Regions from separate parts of the Mus musculus genome. Here region 2 is linked to region 1. Evidence: chromatin loops called from intact Hi-C (ENCODE). Cell type or tissue: gastrocnemius. All regions are shown on one strand. Each heading gives the region's core, and the rest is flanking DNA. Links, peaks and the distances in the headings are about the cores only.

What was found. A loop is a pair of places that touch in the nucleus more often than their neighbours do. Peaks named below come from ENCODE experiments on the same cell type or tissue, not always from the same donor. Only the 100,000 strongest peaks of a DNase experiment are listed, where the experiment ranks them.
Region 2: it touches region 1 in a loop (2.1-fold over the local background); 1 of 42 quality-filtered maps calls a loop at or near these places.

Annotation. Positions count from the first base shown.
Region 1 is chr5:136,526,574-136,534,904 of GRCm38, reverse strand. The region is part of intron 1 of Cux1 (cut-like homeobox 1); the gene reads left to right. Among named protein-coding and RNA genes, the nearest start is that of Cux1, 37 kb to the left of the region's middle. In gastrocnemius, for the core only: no CTCF peak of the experiment used is centred there; a DNase peak (open chromatin) is centred at 3,789; H3K27ac peaks cover 6,138 bases.
Region 2 is chr5:136,469,453-136,477,783 of GRCm38, reverse strand. All of the region lies in intron 2 of Cux1 (cut-like homeobox 1), which reads left to right. Among named protein-coding and RNA genes, the nearest start is that of Gm16599, 81 kb to the right of the region's middle. In gastrocnemius, for the core only: no CTCF peak of the experiment used is centred there; DNase peaks (open chromatin) are centred at 1,277, 2,446 and 4,190; H3K27ac peaks cover 2,129 bases.

The DNA of each region.
Region 1 (8,331 bases), core at 276-8,275:
TTGGTTGTGAACAACATAGCTTGGTTCTTAGATTGAGAATAGTACTTTTTGCTTTTTGTGTATGGGTGGTGCATGTCTGTATACTTGTTCATGTGTGTTTACATGTGTCTACGTGTATGGGTATGTGGGTATGTGGAGGCCTGAGATTGACATCTTTGGTCACTCTCTACCTTATTTATTTATTATTTATTTATTTGTCTTTCACTGAGCCTGGCACTTGTCAATTAGTTTTATAGCTCCACTTGTTTCTGCCCCTCCAGCTCTGGAGTTATAGGCATGTACTGCCATGGCCAGTTTTACTGTGGGGCTGAGGATCTGATCTCAGGTCCTTATGCTTGCCAGGCAAGCTGTTTCCTTGGCCCTTCTGTGCCACCATGTATAGGTATTTTGTTTGCTTGTATGTTTGCACTACATGTATGCCTGGTAACCCACAAAAGTCAGAAGAAGGCATCGGATCCTCTGGAACTGAAGTTATAGACTGTTGTGAAGAGCTGTATGAGTGCTGGGAATTAAACTTGGGTCCTCTGGAAGACCAGTTAGAGCTCTTTAATCACTGATACTGCTACCCTCTTTAAAAAAAAGTTAAGCTCTTACTATGGAGTCCAGGCTGGCTTCAAACTCAGTCTCACCTCTGCCTCCCACTGGGATTCTAAGCATGTCTCAGCACGCCAGGCCTGGGGATGGTTTTTTAGTTAGGAGGATGGTTTCCTGCTCACATATCCCGGCTATCATATCACTGCACTTGGACTTTGTGCAGGTGAGATTCGGCGCAGCTGAAACTTTCTACCCAGAAGGTTAGATGGCTGATGACTGAAGTCGAGTGGACTCTCACTGTGGGCTGTGTTTTCCTTTAACTCTTGTCTGTAAAAGTTGCTGCCAGGAGAGCCAGAGCTTCAGGCAGGCCAACTCTGGGAAGGCTGCAGGTGGCCTTTTCTTCACCCACCTCTCCACCTGAGATGGCAGGAAGACAGGTTTATGATTAACTGCACCATGTCTTAAATGCCATTTCTGGAGGCTGTAAGCATTAACCTAAAAAAAAAAATTAGACTTAAAATCACCAATTGACCATATCCGGGGCTGAACCTGCATGATTCAGCTCCTTTTAAAAATATCTTTTCTCAACAAATTGCTTCCTTAACATTTTAATTTGTTGATCATAAGGGAAGCTTGCCAAATATTAGCTGTTCTTTTCCATTTCCTCCTGCTTGCAGCTCGCCTTATTTGGCATATTTCAGTGGACTGGAAGGTCACTCCCTGTGTTTTCTTCCCAAATAACTGTATTTATTACTGTCAGATATTGGCGGGTTTGATCCAGCTGTCATCAGAACGTTTGGAAATCGAGGTTTCTGCCAGAAGGCTGATTTAATGGTCTCATACTGACACTGCTTGTTTTCTCTGCTGACTTGATAACTTGTTGAATGAGCTTTCTGCACTGAGCCACAGATCTGCCCTTCTTTGTCTTTTGCATAGCCATAGGTTTCTCGGACCATGTCTAACACAGGAGCAGGAGGTTGTCCCCTCTTCTCTCCTTTCCTTTTTACTTACTTATCTCTTTTGGTCATTTGACAGGGTCTCACTTTGTAACCCTTGCTGGCCTGGAACTCACTGTATAGATCAGGGGGGTTCTGAAATAGGGGAGATCTTCCTGCCTCTGCCTCCCAAGTGCTTGCATTCCAGGCATGTGCTATGAATATGAAACCCCTCTCTCTACTTTTTTGTGAAGGTCTCAACTAGACTGGACCAGTAACAAAGACTCCCCTGCAGACAGACAACATTGCTGTTGGTATTGTAGAAGATAATTTAGAAAGAAAAAATTTCCTTGGAAAGATTTCAAATGTATGCAAGATTAGAGCCATGAACCCCTCTGCTGTTCCCTTCTTTTTATTGGCTCATAGCAGTCCAGTCACATTTGTAGCCCCAGTCCTGGACTTTGAAAAGGGCATCACAGTATTCATAAATATTTAAACATGTATCTTCTTGTTGCTGCCATGATGGGGACAGAATAAGGGTTGTACTTGGTAGGTACTGCTCTATCACTCAGCCCCCGCCCTGCAAGCTTTTAGTTTTCTTCATTGACAGCCTGGCAACCTGCACAGACTCTTCTTGACTTGGGCATCTTGTGTCTTAGACTGAGAGGGATTCTGACTGATGCTAACTGTGGACATAGTCACCTGGCCTCATGCATAGAGGAGGCAGGGGATAGTGTCAGCGGTGTTGCTCATCCCTGCTGGCAGTGAAGCTTGGGATGTTTTCCTTTGGCAGTGACCACCTTCATTATTTGTTTGTTTTAGAAATAGGGTCTCACGTAGCCCAGGCTGGCTTTTAATTTGCTATGTAGCTAAGGATGTTCTTAAGCTTCTGATCTTCCTGCCACCACCTCCCATGTGCTGGAATTATTGGCATATGCCCTGATATCCAGTTTATGAGATACTGGGGACAGAATCCAGGGTTTTGTACATGCTAGGCAAGCACTTTATTGAGCCACTCCCCCAGTTTGCCACCTTGGTTATTGAACATGTGATATGCTTCAGGTCATATCCCTGGTCCCCACTGTGGTGTCTATGTGGCTCATGCTGATCATCTGAAACAATACTGCACAATAGTCACTTCTCTGAGGAACAGAATCTATGACGGGGAAGATCTCTTTCCACATTTAGCTGCCTAGCTATGAAGAGCCAGTAACAGGTGTTGGATTTGCAATCCATTGCCACCCCAAACTTGTGGAAATGTAGTCATCTGAGTGTAATAAGCTGCCAGGCACACTCAGCTGTTTATTGGTGGTAGTTGTATCCCCAAGGCATAGTACTCTGGCAGGGTAGGATGTTGTCCCTGGCCTTGAGACCAGCCTGGCTAGGTAAGTGGAAGGCTGGGGGCTCTTGTTGTAGAAGCAGGGTGAAGTGGGACTGGGCAGAGAGCAAGTCCACACCAGTCCTAATTTGCTGGTAGTTCTGCTAGGCCTTGAAGCATGTGGGAGATTTTTCACATGCCTGGACTGGCTGGTGGCTTGTGTCAATCACCAGAGCAGTAATCTCCGTTACCAGTGTGAGTCATTTCCTTGGGACTTTTCCTCTAACTCTGGATTCATGCTAGCTGTTCACATCACTTGGCCATATGCTAGCCAACTTTCTAGGCTTTGGGGTGCATGATGAGGACAGTCAGGATAACTCTTGCTGTCACTGCTTAAATTCTGTGTGTGTGTGTGTGTGTGTGTGTGTGGCTGGTTGGAGGTCAATCTTAGGTGTCTTCCACAGTTACTCTCTCTACTTTTTGAGAAGGGGTCTTTCACTCCCCCCCCCCTTTTTTGAGACAATCATATTATGTAGCTTCAGCTAGCCTGGAATTCACTCTGTACAGTAGGCTGTCCTGGAATTTGGAGAGAGTTGCCTACCATTGCCTCTTGAATGTTGGTATTAAAGGCATGCTATAGCACACCTGACCATTTTTCCATGGAATCCATTGATTCAGCTATGGTGGCTGGCCAGTGAGCATGAGTAGTACTTCTGTTTCTGCCCTCTCAGCACTGAGACTGCAAGCATGTGCCACTATACTTGACTTAAAAAAATTTAATGTGGGTTCTGGGGAATCAAACTTATGTCCTCATGCTTGCACTGAGCTATCTCCACAACCCCAAGTTCTAGAAGGGTTATAGGGTGAACTAAGCTATGCTGTGGATGAAATGTGTGCTCTGTTAAGCACCCTTTGCTCTTGAGACTAGGCTGTGTGTGTGTACCTGGCCTTCCAGCCACTAATTGCCCTTCAGCTGGGCATCCTGCCCATGCAATGGTATCCATTCAGGCCCAGGCGGTACTGGAGAAGGCAGAACACAGCCTCTCAGCCTCAGAATAACTCCTTTCCTTCTTTACACTGGCCTGTGAAAGGGCATGGCTTGCCTTTGCCTGAGTGGTTAGTGACCTGATTTACATGAGAGGCCAGGCTTAATCCTGGTGTGATGCCCACCTACATATTGCCAGGCTATGTTCACCAGGCTGAAGGTAAGGGCATCGAGTGGATTTTTCTACAATTACAAGCCCTCTATGTGTGCTGAGAAAGAAATATCACACCTGAGGTTCCCAGCTCCAAAGGCATGATGACAAGTGAAGTTTGGACAATTTGGATCAGAATATTTATTTTCTGTGTCTGTCTAATTCTTTTAAGAGCTGGGGATAGAGATGCCTTGCTCATGCTAGGCAAGGGTTTTACCACAGAGCTACACCTCTAGCACTTTGTCTTATACTTCTGTTATAAGAGATTTTAAATGCACACCCGAGTGGCAGAGTGTAGTAAGTTCTTCTGTGCTCACTATACAGCCTCAGTATTTCCATACCCGTGGCCAGCCTTGTTCTAGCCAACCTATTTTATCCTCAACTTGGCTTAAGTTTGAAATAAATCCTGGTATCATTAGATCTTATTTGATTGTGTACAGTTCATTGTATATCTCCAAAACAGGATGTTCAAAATAATCAAAACAACTGCACTATCATTATCATCCCCAAACTTATATCATTCAGCACTCAGCATTCCCATTTTCAGTTCCCTATAAATATCAGAATTTGATATTTCCATCATTCCCTTTTCCTTTTCTCCTCCTCAAGACAAGGCCCTACTCTTTAGCTCAGGCTGTCCTTGAATCACAGCAATCCTCCTGCCTCAGCCTCAGTGTTGTTGTTGGTTGATGGTTGTTTTGTTTTGAAACAGGTTCTCATATAGCAAAGGCTGACAGTGGTGGCTATATATTTATTTATTTAATTTATTTTCCGATTACTTTTGTGGTTTGAGTGTGTGCCTGCATATCCTGTGTAGGTATTAATTACAAGCCAGCGTCGACTCCTGGAGCTGGTATTAAAAGTGCCCTGATGGCTTCCTTTCCCTTTCGTCCCTCTAATCCCTCTCATGTGCTCTCTTTCAAACTCAAGGCCTCTTTTTTTCTTTTAAGATTTATTTATTATTATATGTAAATACACCGTAGCTGTCTTCAGACACTCCAGAAGAGGGAGTCAGATCTTGTTACGGATGGTTGTGAGCCACCATGTGGTTGCTGGGATTTGAACTCCGGACCTTCGGAAGAACAATCGGGTGCTCTTACCCACTGAGCCATCTCACCAGCCCTCAAGGCCTTTTAATACTGATTTACACATGTTTCAGTTGGAGTACTTCTGCATGATGGATGGATTTTGTGAGCTAACTTAATTCTTCTTTCCTTCCTTCTTCTATCATGCCCCTCTTTACCTCCCCCTCCTCCTTCTCTCTTCCCTTCCTTGCAACTCAAGGCCCTGAACAGGCTAGGTGAGTACTCTACTCCTGACCTATATTTTAATTAATTCTTAAAAAAAAAAAAAGAGAGACAAGAAAGATACAGTTTCTCACACTGTACAGTAGATGTGAATTTTTGAAACTTTTTGTAGAATTACCAAACTTAAAGCTCCTAGTTTATCAGGAAGCAACCAAAACCTCCAGAGGCTTTGCCTGTGACCTTTACTGTGTATGATTCAGGAGGAGGCTGGGGCCTAGATCTTTCTGCCTGGCTGACACCACCCCTCCATGGTCCTCAGTGAGAGGCCAGGTGTACAAAAGCCTGTGTGTTTGGCTGCAGATGCCCACCACAGTTGCTCTTGCCATACAGTGGGGATTCTATTTGTCTGAGAACCCAGAACAACTGTTTTCATTCTCTACAGTGCATGTTTATGCACATGACCTTTACAGAGCACATTTCTGGCCTCCATGGAGGCCCTGATGTTCATGCAGATTAGCTAAGTTAATGCTCCATTTTTCCAGCCTGAAATGGCCTGGCTGTCCCTTTTAACAGTTTACTTTGCAGAATGCATTGTTTCCTTCGTCCTGTTAAATGCTCATTGGTAATCTTCTGTATATTAGCGCGTTATTTGCAGATGATAAAAGAGGTCCTTGGTGGATAGCAGTTCAGTAGCATGTAACTGGTGGCAGGAGATAGTCAGCTCCCACTAGCAGGTTTACATGTAGTCTCTCGATGTTCATGCATGCAGAAACATGTGCACATGAGAGATGTGCCATTCCAGTAGCCCTGATGGATGGTTCATTTGCATATTCATGAAGTTAATACATATGTGTGTATGTATGTATGTGTTATGTGAGCATATACAAAGTGTACAACATGCACACATGTGTAGATACATTTAGAGGCCAGAGACCAATCTTGAATGTCATTCATCTAGTGCTCTCTACCTAGTTTTTTAAGACAGGGCCTCACTGGCCTAGAACTCACCAAGTAGGCTATGCTGCCAAACCAGCAATCCTCAGGTATCAATCTGTCTCCATCTTCTCATTATTGGAATTATAAGTAGGCACCAGTAAGCTTGGCATTTGGTGTTGTGTGTGTGTTATATATACATGTTCATGTTGGTGTGTGCATATATATGTATTTAGATTTCTATGCATGTGTGTGTACTTATGTGTAGAGACCAAAAGTCAGTGTGTTCACCTCAGTCACTCTCCACTTTGTTTTTTGAGTCAGAGTCTCTCTTGGAGCTTGCAGGGTCAGTTAGATTGGCTGGCCAGCAAGCCTTAGGGCTGCTGCTCTCTCTGCCTCCCCAGCTCTGGGACTATAGCATGTATATGTTGCTGTACTTGTTTTTTTGTGTGGGTGCTAGGGATCTGAATTTGGATCATCATGCTTGCATGGCTTTACCAACTGAGCTGTGTCCCCAGCCCCTGAAACTAATGTTCTATTGTTTGTTCAGTAAGAGCCTGGAGCCATGTTAGGTTCTGGGAATGAGTGCTGAAAAATGTACCTACCCTTAGAGGACCTGCATTTTAGGTGATTCAAGGGAGGCAGACCTTGGTAGGCCAGGCAGGCAAGCAGGCAAAGCTGGCAGGCAGGTGGCCAAGGAAGAGATTTGTAAAACAGTCTCCAGGCAATCCTATCCAGTTCTTTATTGCAGGCATGAGCATTTATTTTAAGGACTCAAATTAAACTGGAGTAGATAAATGAGCAGGCCGTGTTGTTTGCTGATCACTCATGGTTGATGGAATGAACAAGTCATTAAATTGTTGATAACAAATGAAATTTGGAGGACTTCCTACCCAGGGCAGCCTGAAATACACAATCATGAAACATGGTGCTGAAGTTGATTCTATTTTGCCCTTTGAGCTTTGTATTGACTCCAGAGCTGGCAATGGAGATATGGAGGAGATCTTGGGATAGATGGCTGTGCCACCTGCACAGAAAGATTTGAAAACTTAGTGACAGTTTATATTCTGATAATTATATGCTGATAATTACTGTGCTCTCTGTCAGTGTAGCGTGCTACTAATATATGGTTAATTTTACAGAGAGGAGGACCGTTGACAGCAAGGGAGGAAATGTTAGAGGTTCTTTACTTGAGTGGCTTCCAGTATGATTGCAGCGACCCGACCTGTGTATTCAGTGGGCTCTTTGCATTTGGATATGTGTGGACATGTACGTATGTGTGGTATGTTTCTACAGGTATGAATATACATCCACATAGAGGCCAGAGGTTTATGTTGAGAGTCTTCTCCATCACTCTACATCTTTTTTTTTTGTTTTGTTTTGTTTTTTGTTAATCACTCCACATCTTATCCTTTTGTTTTGTTTTGTTTTGTTTCTTTGAGACAGGGCTAACGTAGTAGACCACTTTGGCCTTGAACTCACAGAGATCTGCCTGTATCTTTTCAAGTGCTGGGATTAAAGGTGTGTGCCATCATGCTCATCTCTACCTTATCTTTTGAGACAATGTCTCACTGAACCCAGAGCTACTGATTGGCTAGACTGGTTGGTAAGAGAGCTCCAGGAACCCACCTGACTCTATTTCCCCCAATATGTACTTGGCCATGGCTGGCTTTTTCTTTCTTTCTTTTTTTAGGCATGGGTCCTAAGGGTCCAAATCCAGGCCTTTGTGCTTCTGTGGCATGTGCTTTCCTGACCCAGCCTTCTCCCCATTCTCACATGCTGTCTTACTATGTACCTCGGCTGCCACGGAAGATGGAGCCTCTGTCTTCACCTCCCAAGTGCTGGGATGACAGCCCATGCCACCACACCAGTCTCAACATATTGCACTTCTCCTTCCTCCTCACGGTTTACTCTTAGGCGAAGTCCACGTGAGGTGTCCCCAGGTGTGTCAGATTTTCCCTGTGTTTGCTGCTTGCTTTTGGGGTGGGGCCCTGCCTGTGTATAATAGCATTGGATTCCAGGGTCATTGCCCTTATGTCTCCGCTGAAGAGCCCTTAATGTAGTGCTGGACACATTAAGGACAGATCCCTGTACCTGACACCTTTGAGGCAGGCTGCTCTCACTACCTCTGAAAGGGCGTGGAGCAACAACAGGCCATGGGCATCACC
Region 2 (8,331 bases), core at 209-8,208, 57 kb after region 1:
TGTGTGATTGTGATGAGCATTGCTTTGAGAGAAAAGACACTGAGTTCAGGAGTAGATTCTGCCTTATCTTATTTATTTTAGAGATGAAACAGGGCTTTCTGGGTGCTAGGCAAACACTCCTCCACTAAATCTCAGCCCCAGCCCCTCACTGGAGGGTTCTAGGCAAGCCCTGTACTTAAGAGCCACACACCCAGCCCCTTGCTGGAGAATTCAAAGCAAGTGTTCTGTCTCAGGTACATCTCTTTTTTTAAAACTTGTATTCTAAGGCAAGGCCTTGGAATATAGCTCAGGCTAGCCTTGAGCCTACAATCCCCCTGCCTCAGCATTCCAAGTAACTAGGATTATAGGTATATGAGGTGGTAGGATATATTTGGATCACCATGGACTAACTAATGGCCAATAATGGCTTTTGATCTTACCTTTCAAATCTCAGTTTCACAAAAATGGACTCAGGTCTGATTGACAGACATGAGTAAACTCAGCCTGGTGGGTTAGTAGCCATGGTCTAGTTGGCGTTCCTGAAGGAGATCTTAGATGGGAGTCAGAACATTTGGGGCTCCATTCTGATGGTGCTGCTGCTACTGACTTGGTTTGCAACCTGATCAAGCCCCATCACCTTTCATTTGACAGCTTTTAAACGATCAGGTGACTTCTCTGTGACATTTTACTTAGACCACACCAGCTTCTGCTGCTCGTTTCTCTCTGCAGCTCTTTCTCTCTTTGTCTGTCTTTCCCCACAACATTCATGGCAAGCTCTTTTTAGGTTTTTTCTTTTCCAGAATTTGCATGTATTAGGAGATCTTTGCAGATCCTGTTATGTGAGAACTCTGAGTTCACCAGGAAGAGTTTATTTACTTTCTGGTTCTGGGTAACTTGAGGGATATGACAGGGACAGCTTATAACAGCGGTTGACATTTATTAATAGCTATCTATTCATGTAGTTCTTTTCCAAATACTTTTTTTTTTCTTTTAAAGACAGGGTCTCATGTAACCCAGGCTGGCCTCAAACTCACTATGTAACCAAGGGTGACCTTGTATTGTTAACCTGCCTCTATCTCCCAGTGCTGGTATTACTGGTATGCATTTGTATGCCCATCTCCATCCACTTTTAAGTATGTGTTTCTGCAATAGGTACAGTGTTTGAATCAGGCAGAAAAAAATCGAGACCTAGAAAAGACATTAACTTGCTTTGTATGTCCTACTCAAATCAGCAAAGCTGGCAAGAGACTGTACATCTAGCCTAGCCTTCCTAGGTCTGTGCCAGCGTGGGTCCCTGGGGAGTGCTTCCACAGTCTTGCAGCCCACAGCCACCTTCTGGGTACACAGAGCCAGCTGCCTTGTGGGATGGATCTCCAGAGCCTCCTCCTGCTGCTGAGGCTGCCTGGTCCCACATCACCACCCTCTGCTGCCTGCTTCCAAGCACATGAACTTCCCTGGGCATTTAGGGGAGAGTTGGAACTGCTTCTCATGGCATTCTCTACATATCTTTTGCTTCCCGTTTCACATCTGATCAGTTAGACCATCAGTCTTTTTGGAACCCTACTATAATTTTGTGCTGACTGCATGTAGAGCACTGTAAAGAGGGTCTATGGCAAGTGTGCTTGGTTAGTGCCTCTGACTTGATAGCTCAGCTACTGCAAAGAGGCCCAGCTTTGGTGCTGGTGCTGGCCACATCTTCCCTCACCAGCTTCCATGTTACACGGTGGGAGCATTGCATTCCTAAGGTACAGAGCATGAACATTTCTGCTCAACAAACCTTTTCTTCTAAAAGTACCTCGCTGGTTTTCTCCATTAACTGAGCCGTGCTTGCTAGATGAGTGTGAACAGGAACCTCGTGTACTTGATATTTTTTCTTTCTCTTGACTGGCACACTGCCTTTCACTCTGAGTGGCCTGTTCACACTTTCCTGTCTTCCCCTCTGACAGCTTTGCTCATTTTCCTTGTTAGATCACTTGCTGCCATGCCTTACCCACAAGTAGAGACCCTGATGGTTCCAGTCTGAAATCTCTTGAGAGTTTGCCTTAAGGACATCTCCCAGGCCAAGGCATGTCCCTTGCTTATTGTGCTGTCTGTCTTATGGAACTGAATTATTTTTGGCAAGTGGGAATTCCCATTCTATCTTGCCGCCCCCCCCCCCCACCCCCATTTTCTTTCCCACATATTTTTTTTTTTTCCTATTCCAGATCCTGCTATGTTTGTTCATTAGTTTTTGAGACAGGGTCTCACTAAGCTAAGACTGGCCTAGAACTTAACTTTGTAGCCAAGAAAGTTCCTTCTTCCTCCATATCCCAAGCCTTAGGATTAACAGGCATACACTGCCTCACCGGTTTCTGTGGTTCAGGGAATGGAACTAAGGGCTTCCTTAGGCAATCCTCCTGCCTCAGATCCTAAAGTAGCTTAAATGACAGGTCTGTGCAACCACAGTGCCTGGCTCTGTGCCCCACCAGCTGAGCTACACAGCCCCAGCTGTTCTGGATCTTATTTTGGAACTCTCCTCTGTGTAGATGTTACCAGGGCAACTTCTGGACTCTTTCTATAATGCCAGCTTTTGCTTTCTGCCCCAAGCCTGGGCATTCTCCTGTGATTGGTGGCAAGTAGGGCCTCAGTTTCTCCTCTTCCATTAGAGCCCCTTGTCCCTCCTATAACTAGTGACCAGCCATCCAATTTATCTACCCCCAGTGAGTTGATCTGACTTCTTTGTCCTCTATCAGCCACCATATTCCTCATCGATGCCCCAGGACTGTCCAAGCCATGTACTCTTTGGATTCTTCCAGTGCTTTTCATGTCCTTGGTGAGTGTGATGCATCAGGAGCCCCGGGCCCATCATTCTTCAGTGCCATGTGGGCTATGTCTGGGTCTTCATCCTCTGCTGTCCAGCTTACAGTCTTCTTCCCAATTCTGTTTTGTAAAGCTTTGTTTCTTTTCTTTTTTTGTGCTGGGACAGGATCCTAGCTGAGTACTCTACCGCTGAGCTAAGTCTCCAGCTCCCTCTGGCCCTCAGGTCTGTTTTCTCCCCACCTTCTGGGGTTAAACACTAGCATCGTTGGTAAGTACCCTATCACTTAGCTACTTCTCACCAAGTTGCTAAGGCTAGCTCTGTAGTTAGGCTGACTTTGAACTTGTAATCCTTCTGCCTCAGACTCTCAAGTAGCTTGAGGTCTGTGTGACCACAGTGCCTGGTTCTGAAAATTCCTACTTTTTAATGAAAATTTAAATGAATTTTTATTGGGATTTCATTTAATTTGTACATTTGGACAGACTCAATGAAGTGTTCAGCGTTTTGATAGTATTATTGCAGATCATATTCTTAGGTGAATTTAATTCCATGTAGGGCTCAGGGGACTCATGAAAACTTACAGGGCCTTCCCTTACACAGCTCATTGTGCAGATACAAAGTAGTCAAGATTGAAGGATTGATCATTTTCATCTGGAGCTGAGCATAAAAATAAACCCCACTCTGTTATCATAGGTGGCTGTGATTAAGACAGGGCGAAAGGTCGGCTCCAAGCCTTCTACCACTGACAGTTCCCTGAGGAAGATGGAGTGTCTCTTCATCTTTGGTCCAGGTCATCAGTAGCTGAAAGCCATTACTGTCTATTGGCTGTTTGGTTTGTGTGAAATATGGGGCTGGGCAAAGCCGGCTTCCCTGAGGTCAGGTGTGTTCATGTAATCAAAAGATCTGGGAACTACACAGTACATACTAATATGTATGTGCACATGAGGTAGTGACACAGAGATGCCTTTTGTATTATAAACCATACTTCACTATGTGTTATTTTCAAGCTCCTGGGGAGAAACTCAGTTAGCCAGTTTTTTGTGTCTCGAAAGACAGGCATTTGTGAAGCTATCAGCCACTGACTAAGCAATGAAACATGAAGATCTCTCCTGTGTAATATGTGCTTAGCCCTGTTCAGTTCCCATGACCTAGACAGAGAAGTAGGGCATTGGCTTCTATTGATTTGAATTTAAAATTTGAAGACAAGAATATTCTTATTTAATTTGTATATAAACATCCCACAAACAGCATTTCACCTTTTTTTTTTTTTAACATTTTAAAATTGCCCTGTGTATGTTCATGCATGCATGCGCACCATGGCATATGTGTGGAGGCCAAGAGTCAGTTCTCTCCTTCTGTCACGTGGGTCCCAGGGATGAAGCTGAGGTCATCAGGCTTGGCAGCCAGCACTTTTACCCATTGGACTATCTCTCCCTTGCTCTTTGCTTCTGATTTAAGTGTTTGCCTTGTGAAAGAAAATACAGTTTCTCATAGTAACCCGAAGGCAGGAGGAAAGGGATCAGTGAATGTGCTCGTGAGGATTCAGAGGGGAGGTTAAAACAGGGCCAGGGCAGGGCAGAGTGACAAGTGATGACCAGAGTGTGTGGGCTCGCTCCTTCCAGCCGGAAAACCAGGAGCTGTACTCTTTTTGCTGAAAGATTTTGAAAACTAATCTCTCCTTTCCCGCCCCCTCCTCTCTCTTTCCCTCCCTCTCTCTCTCCCTTCCCCCTACCCCCTCCCTCTGTCCTTCTTCCCCTCCTTTTCCCTCCCCTCCTCTGTTTGAACAAATCCATTTGTACTTATAGCCAGATAAAAGTGCTTGAGCATGTATTCATTGTCTTGGATGTAAGTGTGGGAATGCCAGCCAGCCTTTTTAAGTAAAGGAATTGATATGGAAGGAACCAGGGAGCCGAGAGCCATTTCACTCTGAAATTCTTTTTGCATTAGCACATCTGCAGCACTGAGGACTGTGTGGAAAATTGAAATAGTGCTTCTATCCTGCCGTGTCTCCAGCGCGTCAATAAATCACCTTTTTTCCCTTTTAAAATGTCTGGCCTTGTAATTTATGTTTGCGTAACCCATTACTAAATTCATAGTAGGTGTTTTAGTTGGCAGGCGTTGTTCTAGAAGTTCTGGGGGCACTGAAAAAATACAGAGCCTTTGTATTTATACTTAAGTGGACATTTTAGTTTAGTTTTTTTGTTTTAATAATGAACTGGGTATTTATATAATTTTATACAGTATTAGTCGTGTGCATATAAGCCACAGTGTGCGTATGGAGTTCACATGACTGTTTCTCTGCTTTCACTGTGGATCCTGTGGAGTGAATTCAGGGCATCAGACTTGGATGTCAGCTGCCCTTACCCAGGGAGCCTTCTCCTTAGCCCTGAATTTGAATTTTGCCTTGGAAAACAATATCAAGTCATGCTCTTACCCTTCTCAACTGTTAGGAACTTCTCAATGCACTTCATGGTTTTCTTTCTTCTGAAATGAAACTTGGTGAAGGACAATGACTCCGATATTAAGATTGAACTCCTGTGCGTCACTCTGAGTAGAATACTAGCAACCACTGGCCAGGAGGATGGTTGGGGAGGTAAAAGTATCTGCCACAGAAGTCTCTCGAATTAAATTCAACCACCAAAACCCATAGTGGACTTTCACACTTGTGCTTTGCCATTGCCCCCTCCCTATTAATAAAAATTAAGGAAAACTTAAATCTGTAGTTAGACATGGTAGAACATCTTCATGCCCCCTGCCTCCCCTGCCCCCAACCCCATGTCCTTTCCTCCCATAGAGCCCAATTTGAAACTTCTAAGAAATCAAAAAATGGCCTTGAATTCTTATTCCCTTTGCCTCAGAAGCTGAGGCGGGAGATGAAGATTTCAAGGCTGGACTGGAGAGCCCCGCAAGGCCGGTTACTGTTTTCTTTGTAAAGAAGGGCAGGCGTAGCTCAGTTCCATGGTAGAACAGTAGCTTTGCTAAGGGCCCAGCTTTCATCCTCAGTAGCTACAAGAGGAAGAAAGATGGCTCTCATAGTTTTAAAATGTTTTAGCTGTTGACCACAGCGTCAGTCCTAAAGTGAAGGCAAATATACCCATTCACGGACTCTACTCACTGGTGTATGCGTGTGTACATGTGTGCTTGTGTTTTAAACAGGAATAGAATGCTCAAGAGTTGTTCATGTAATTATGATTGACTCAGAACATTTCATCCTCCCCCCTTTTCCCTCTCCCTGTCTTCCTTCTTTCTTTCCTTTTTCCTCTTTCCCTTCTTTCTTCCTCCTCTCCTTTCTTCTTTGCTTCCTCTTCCTTCCTGTTTTTCCTTTTTCTCCTTCCTTCCATCCTTCTCTCTCCCTACTTTCCCTCCTTCCCCTCCCTCCCTCCTTTCATCTGAATTCAAATTCCTAAGGCATCCAGAAATGACCTTGAATTCTTGGTCCTTTTGCCTCTGCCTTCTGAGTGCTGGGATTGGAGGTATGTGCCATCCAACTCCAGCTGAGACTTTGTAATTTTTAACCAAGCATTGGAAAATAACCATTATCGGCTGAGGACATTGCTCAGCAGAGCATTTGCCTTAGATTGACTCAGAACATTTCATCCTCCCCCTTTTCCCTCTCCCTGTCTTCCTTCTTTCTTTCCTTTTTCCTCTTTCCCTTCTTTCTTCCTCCTCTCCTTTCTTCTTTGCTTCCTCTTCCTTCCTGTTTTTCCTTTTTCTCCTTCCTTCCATCCTTCTCTCTCCCTACTTTCCCTCCTTCCCCTCCCTCCCTCCCTCTGCTGAGGACATTGCTCAGCAGAGCATTTCCCCGCCCCCAAGTGAGGAGTTAGGGGTGTGGTTTACTGGTGGAGCACCTACTTAGAATCCCCAGGGAAGGGCTGAAGGGCAGCTTAACACTAGAGCCCCTGCCTTGCCTTAGGTCCCATCTCCAGCACTAGAAGACAAAAACAAACCCCAAACATTATGTCTTCTAATCATGACTTAGAAAAACTTGATAGAGTTTTGCTGCTTTGAATCATCATAATAGTAATCAAAAATAATAATAAGTCCTTGCTTTTCTTGTGTAAAAGTTTTAAAAGTAACTTATGGGTTGTTAAAAAGCCATGTATGGTTTGTGAGGAAGTTTGCTTTGTTTGGGTTCCCCCCTCCTGTCCCCCACACCTTGACTGGTTAATGATGTTTTCATCTCCAGCCTGCCTCAGCCCTTGAGCTCACCCTGAGAAGCCTTCCTATAAGCATGGCCTCCTCACTCTGAAGCACAAATGCACTCAATTGTTCCTGAGATTGTCCTAGCTTGGCTCAGCATTGCACACTTGCCATCGATGCACTTGGGAGGCTGAGGCAGGAGGATGGGGCACTCTAGGTCAGCCTAGGTAAAACCCCATCTCAAGGAAACAAAACAAGAACACAAACCAACAATGGGCCTGTGTCGGGCACGTTCAGAGTATAACTGGTCCCTATGGCCGATATGTTAGCTTGGTAGATAGATTGGGAAGTTTGCCCTTCTACCACCAAAGGTAGGGATTAAAAGTATCTGACATCATTTTGTTTATTTTAAAAATAGCTTATTTGATTTTTTTTCTTTGTGGATTGTTTTAGCCTGTTTTGCAATTCTGGGGGTTGCATTAAAACCTTGAATGTGCTAACTTTCTATTTTTTTTTTTTAGTATACGGGGTCTTAGCATGTAGCTCAGACTGGCCTTACCCTTGCTCTGTAGCCCAGTCTATCCTTACACTCTTGATCTTCCTGCCACTCTAATGCCAGAATTACACTTCATTGAATTTCTGTGTGTGTGTACATGTATACACATGAATGTATACGTGTCTGAACATTCATGTTCAAGTAGAGTTTAGATGAAAACCTCCAGTGTTAGATGGGGTTTTTGTTATTTAGCCCTGCATACAACAGACTGGGTCCAGCATTCCTGGAGTTTCTCCTTGTCTTGCTGTAGGGATGCTAGGATTACAGATGTGTGCTGCCACACCCTGCTCTGTGCTCAGATCCTCATGCTTTCATGTCACTCTCTGTACCCACTAAACTCTTTCCCTGCCCAGTTTTGGTTTTCTGAGACAAGGTCTTCCATGTAGCTTTGGACTTGCTATGTTCCTGCCTCAGCTTCCTGGTGCTGATTTTCTCCTTATAGTACTTGGTTTTCCTTGTTATTTGATCAACAGAGGTGTTTATTCTGGCTGCAATGCCTGAGAAACATTCATTTGTATTCAAAATGTGTCTTTTTTAGAAGTTTCAGGGGGTGATATTTATGATTTATTCACTGGCAAGATACAGGGCTTCTCAAGTTTGTTTCAGCTCTGTGCCACTTCTGCCCAGGACCTGAAGCAGCACTGTGTCTGTTGCTGTGGATGGCAGACACATTTATGGCCCTGTGTGATGTTTTCTTCCAACTGCTAATGCACTGTCTGCTCATTTCCCCATCATTCCCTGTCCCCGGGCCACTGGTTCCCTGTTGTAGAGACTCTCTAGCCATGTCTCTGAAAGAGCTTCCAGCAGGGGAAAGTGCTGTGCCAGAGGCTGGAGAAGGGAAGCAGAGGTGTTTATTGAC